Linked DNA regions of Homo sapiens: region 1 is linked to region 2. The links are chromatin contacts, found by Hi-C or POLR2A ChIA-PET in ENCODE. All regions are on one chromosome and are shown on one strand. The core of a region is the stretch at or near the end of the contact, and the rest is flanking DNA. Distances in the headings are between cores, read along the strand shown.

What was found. Hi-C counts contacts between places; a loop is a spot of excess contacts on that map. ChIA-PET counts read pairs that join two places held with the same protein, here RNA polymerase II (POLR2A). Pooled maps may share reads with other maps.
Region 1: a loop to region 2 is called in a pooled map, with 2.9 times the contacts of the local background. The contact joins two enhancer-like sites. A Hi-C loop is called at or near these places in 9 of 37 single-sample maps with no recorded cell type and 12 of 50 pooled maps. POLR2A ChIA-PET finds 5 or more read pairs at or near these places in 2 of 52 experiments (OCI-LY7 and WTC11).

The regions. Positions count from the first base shown.
Region 1 is chr5:32,530,305-32,533,004 of GRCh38, forward strand. It overlaps LOC124900954 (a long non-coding RNA gene), which reads left to right. Exons shown (of 5, transcript XR_007058719.1): 4 at 1,518-1,612. Among named protein-coding and RNA genes, the nearest start is that of SUB1, 54 kb to the right of the region's middle. RefSeq lists enhancers at 1,353-1,462, 1,603-1,702. Within about 2 kb of position 1,412, at least 14 of the 41 ENCODE cell types and tissues checked have a DNase peak (open chromatin) inside an H3K27ac peak, as active enhancers do; they include OCI-LY7, where a contact is called at or near this core.
Region 2 is chr5:32,275,278-32,277,977 of GRCh38, forward strand. MTMR12 (myotubularin related protein 12) reads right to left here. Exons shown (of 16, transcript NM_001040446.3): 2 at 1,405-1,465. Among named protein-coding and RNA genes, the nearest start is that of MTMR12, 36 kb to the right of the region's middle. Within about 2 kb of position 1,299, at least 9 of the 41 ENCODE cell types and tissues checked have a DNase peak (open chromatin) inside an H3K27ac peak, as active enhancers do; they include OCI-LY7, where a contact is called at or near this core.

The DNA.
Region 1 (2,700 bases), core at 162-2,661, 260 kb after region 2:
AATCACTTGAACCCAGGAGGTAGAGGTTGCAATGAGCCAAGATTGCGCCACTGCACTCCAGCCTGGGCAATAGAGCAAGACTCTGTCTCAAAACAACAACAAAAACAACAACAACCAAAATTCACCATGCATGGTTGGCATGCGCCTGTGGTCCCAGCTACTTGGGAGGCTGAGGTGGGAGGATGGCTTGAGTCCAGGAGGCTGAGGCTGCAGTGAGCCGAGATCGCACCACTGGACTGCAGCCTAGGTGGCAGAGCGAGACCCTATCTCAAAAATAAAAAAGATGATGATTGCTGTCAAGTCCCTAGATTTTTTTCCTGTGACTTGCTTATCCCTGGTTTGAGCCAAGACACTCTATTACCCTTGTTCCCCTTACTTCCCAGACCCTATTTTTGTCTGTGGATTATACATGAGAGCCCATGTGAGGATTCCCACAAATAATTGAGATGGGGTGTGAAGGAGAATTTGAAAGTGAGAGCCCAGTTTTTTTCTTTTTTTCTTTTTTTTTGAGATGGAGTCTCGCTCTGTTGCCCAGGCTGGAGTGCAGTGGAGCGATGTCGCCTCACTGCAACCTCCGCCTCCTGGGTTCAAGCGATTCTTCCGCCTCAGCCTCCTGAGTAGCTGGGACTACAGGCACACACCACCGCGCCTGGCTAATTTTTGTATTTTTAGTAGAGACGGGGTTTCACCATATTGGCCAGGCTGGTCTCGAACTCCTGACCTCGTGATCTGCCCGCCTCAGGCTCCCAAAGTCCTGGGATTACAGGCATGAGCCACCACGCCCAGCAAGAGCCCAGTTTTTACAAACAACAGATGAGTGCTAGGGGGCAGGACAACGCAAGTATGAAATGAGACCAGCTAATGAGACCAGCTGCACGCTGGTTATACAAGTATCAGAGCTGCTTTGTCCCTTGGTCCCATGAGATACTACTCTATAAAACATGCCCAAAAGCCAGCCTCACATGTCTTTTTCTAGTTTATTTATTTATTTTTGAGACAAGGTGTCGCTCTGTTGTCCAGCCATTGTATTCCGACTCACGGCAGCCTCGACCTCCTGGGCTCAAGTGATGTAGTTGGGACTACAGGCACACACTACCACACCTGGCTAATTTTTGTATTTTTAGTAGAGACGAGTCTCACTATGTTGCCAAGGCTGGTCTTGAACTGCTGAACCCAAGTGACCCTCCCACCTCTGCATCCCAAAGTGTCTAGTTTCAGAACTTACTTTATTCAGAGGTGTAGCTATCTTTGGGACCAAAACTGTGAGCACTGAACCAGCGACTGGCTTGAGAAGAAAGCATTTCCAAGGCAAATAATAATCCAAGCTGAAAACAGTCCTCTTAGTGCACCAGAAGGGACCTTTTGGCAAGTGGCATCTTGCCAGAAAATTAACTCAAAACAAATCCCTAACAGCTCAGAGATGGTGGAGGGGAATTTCAGAAACAGTCAGCAGGGCAGGGCCATGCAACTGCTTACAGGAATTGCCTCACTCACACTTTGATGTTGATTCTCTGCAGAGCTTCCGCTGCTTCAAAACGGCGTGCAGGAGTCAGAGACATTACATCAGGAAGATACTGCAGAGATATTCTACTCCATCTCATTCATTGTACAGGTGAGGAATCCAAGGGTCAGAGATTTTAAGGAATTTGTCCAAAATCACAGAGTGGAGAACTGTGAGTAGAACTCAGATCGCTTGTTGCCTAATTCAGGTGTTTTCAACCCCTTATAAATAAGCCAGGGAGGTGTGGCACCCACATGATTTGCTTTCTGGCTGATGTATCTCTATTCCTAACGCAGAGCTCAGGCATCAATCGGTAAACATGAGGAAGAGATAGATGCGGCTCTATCTATCTAGTGTATGGGAGCAGCATGTGACATTGTGATGAGATGTGTCAGCACAGGCACAATTTAAAGCAGTGCCATGGCAACCGGCATTCACTCTGGCTCCAGATAGCACCGTGAACTACAGGGTGTAGTTGAAAATGGCTTCTCACCTAGGGAGTGGAATGTTCCAGCCTCTGTTTCCTGCAGTGAGTGACTCTAAAATCTACCAAGCAATGTAGCAACGAGACTGGTTCAGATTATTTACCAAGGGTTGGGGGTTTTCAGCGTAACTCACAGGAGAAATAAACTTGGCAGCCTTGGGAATCCCCAAGAATTACTGTGACTATCTGCAGAGCAGTAGGGTTTTGCTTTCTCTTAGAGCAATGCATTCTTTCAGTGTCTTCCCGGAGAACTAATACTTCAAAGAGGTGCCCTGGGCACGAGGGGAAGGTAATGGAGAAGGGCACCACCATTTGTTTCTTATATATTGCAGAATCTGCTGCTACCCTCCCCACAAATTCTTTTTTTTTTTTTTTTTGAGACAGGGTCTCATTCTGTCACCCAGGCTGGAGTACAGTGGCACGATCATGACTCACTGCAGCCTCGACATCCTGGGTTCAAGTGATGCTCCCATCTCAGCCTCTCGAGTAGCTGGGACTACAGGTGTGTGCCACCACACCCAGCTAGTTTTTGTATTTTTAGTAGGGATATTGCCCAGGCTGTTGGCCAGGCTGGTCTTGAACTCCTGGGCTCAAGCAATCCACTCGCCTCAGCCTCCCAAAGTGCTGGGATTACAGCCTTGAACCACCACACTCGGCCCCCACAAATTCTTAAACCATGGCCGTAGACCAGAGGAGATCTGGAATGAGTTAAGTT
Region 2 (2,700 bases), core at 49-2,548:
CAGTTTGAAGGAAATAATGAAGACAGGGCCTCATTAGGGTTTAAAATAGTCCCAGAAAAAGTGTCTCTGCCAAGTCCATGGGGGAAGACATGTAAGCAAGGCTTCCTGTGCTTTCACCTCCCAATACTTTTAATGGTGAAATACTTTTAATGGTGAGGCTCTCCCCAAGACCAGGCCAGCCCCGTCCCATGCTCATGTACTAGCGACCAGAAATTAGCATGCACTAGCTAATACAACATTCCTGGTGAGGCCCTCTGCAAACATGGCATGTTGTGCCATAATCAGCTGGTTTATACCAGATCACAGAGTCTAGAAGCACAAGAGTTGGGAGCTAGAAATGATCTTTGTCTAGTTTGTGAAACTAGGCTCAGAGAAGTTAACTGTGAACTCACCGCTGCACACCCACACCTAGATGAGACTGTGAAGTAATTCAGGAGGGGGGAGAATATGCATAATGCTAAGCTAAAAATAAAATTTCTGAATCTATAACACCAAGAAGAGAAAAACAAGAGGAGATAAGGTTTAAGTCATCACTATAGAAAAAAAGCCTTTGACATTTAAAAACATCAAAAAAAGTTATAGAATTCTTTTACCAAATAACGTGGATCAGTCAGAAACTTGCACAGATTTATATCCCCTCAATAAACTGGAATAAAATAAAAAGCAACAGAATAAAGCCTGTATTGTTTTGGGGAAATGTACCTTAAAGAACTTATTTTAAAAAAGCTATTTTGAATTAAGAAAAAGAAAGTAGAAAAAGAATTAAATACATGGATCACAGAATATCCCATATATGGAGAGGATACACCACCAAGTAGTTACTACTCCTGAACATGGAAATGACTAAAACTTAACTTAAGCTAAAGTCACTGTCCTCTACCTCAAAAATATTTAACCAATCCAGGCTCCTTCGCAATGACTGCAGGGCGAAGTGCTGGCAGCCCCAAGGCTGGTAAACCCCAGCATCCCCAGTACACGTGCTCACATGCACAAGTGGGTATGGACTGAGAGGTAAAGCCACCCACCAATGGTTGCCTTGGGAGGCCATAGCAGTTGAATTGTTTTCCTCAATTCCCTACAGATTGGGGATCAGCATACTGGAAGAGGCCATTAGAATGGCCTGAAAAAGTCCTCATTTGCTTGTGAAAGCAGTGAGAACATTCCAGGTTTATTTTCATCAGTTTGGGGGAAGAGGAAACAAGAAAAATTCTTTGCAGATGTTGTAATACTCAGACCCAGGTGTGTAGTTATTGAACTACAAACCTTGATATGTTTTTTCAATTCATTACTGTTATATGTGAGAAGATGAAAACAAAGGAGTTTAAATATAGCAAGGCTAGGGATGATGTAATTTATCATTGGCTTTGCCTTGCATAGGAGTTACTATGCTAACATGACAGTTACCTGGCAACAAGTGAAGAGTTACTTCCTTCTCTGTTACTTCCTTTTCGTTTGTGTGAATTTCCTAAAAGAGAAGAGCAAAGGATATTTTTCTTTGTTTAAGGGTTTAAAATGAATAACATTAAGCCATGCTTTCAGAATACACACTAAAATATCACATACCCTCAGGAGCTTTTCGTTTATGTTACAAGCTACTTTTTTTTTTTTTTTTTTTTTTTTTTTTTTTGAGATGGAGTCTCACTCTGTTGCCAGGCTGGAGTGCAGTGGCACGATCTCAGCTCACTGCAACCTCTGCCTCCCAGGTTCAAGTGATTCTCCTGTCTCAGCCTCCCAAGTAGCTGGGACTACAGGCGTGTGCCACCACGCCCAGCTAATTGTTTGTATTTTTAGTAGAGATGGGGTTTCACCTTGTTGGTCAGGATAGTCTTGATCTCTTGACCTTGTGATCTGCCCGCGTCAGCCTCCCAAAGTGCTGGGATTACAGGCGTGAGCCACCATGCCTGGCCCAAGCTAGATACTTTTTAAAAACAGGAAGTGTTCTAACTAAAGGAAGACAGAAAACTCCAAGTTATGGATATTTAATGTATTAAACTAATTATTTAGGACTGATAACTAGTAGCTGTCCCAAGTAGAGGGGGTGAGGTGGGCACTCCTTATCTCTCCTTATCTAAGGAACAACTTGAAGTGTCACATAGCAAAGCAAGGCTGCTCAAACACAGAATCTGAAATAAAAGAGATGGCCCAGCGTGGTGGCTCACACCTGTAATTCCAGCACTTTGGGTGGCCGAGATGGGCAGATAACTTGAGGTCAGGAGTTCGAAACCAGCCTGGCCAACATGGCAAAACCCCGTCTCTACTAAAAATACAAAAATTAGCCAGGCATGGTAGTGAGTGCCTGTAATCCCAGCTACTTGGGAGGCTAGGGCAGGAGAAACACTTTAATTCGGGAGGCAGAGGCTGCAGTGAGCCGAGATTATGCCACTGCACTCCAGCCTGGGTAACAGTGGGACTCTGTCTCAAAAAAAAAAGAAAAAGAAAGAAAGAAAAGAGACAACACGCCACAGCATGATCCCCTCTCCTTCCAGTGAGGATCAAGGGTTGAAAGCAAAAGATGATGTGTTCTTGAAAGAATATGGACACATAAATAAGGCCCAAAGGTAAGAATAGGAAAACATGAATGTATCAAGTCAGTATTGATCCAGCTAATCTACAGCACACCAGGGCTCAGTAAAGAGAGCTGGGACATTCTTTGTCCATTCAAAGTTACCTAAAACCACAAGACAGTGCCAAGGGATACAG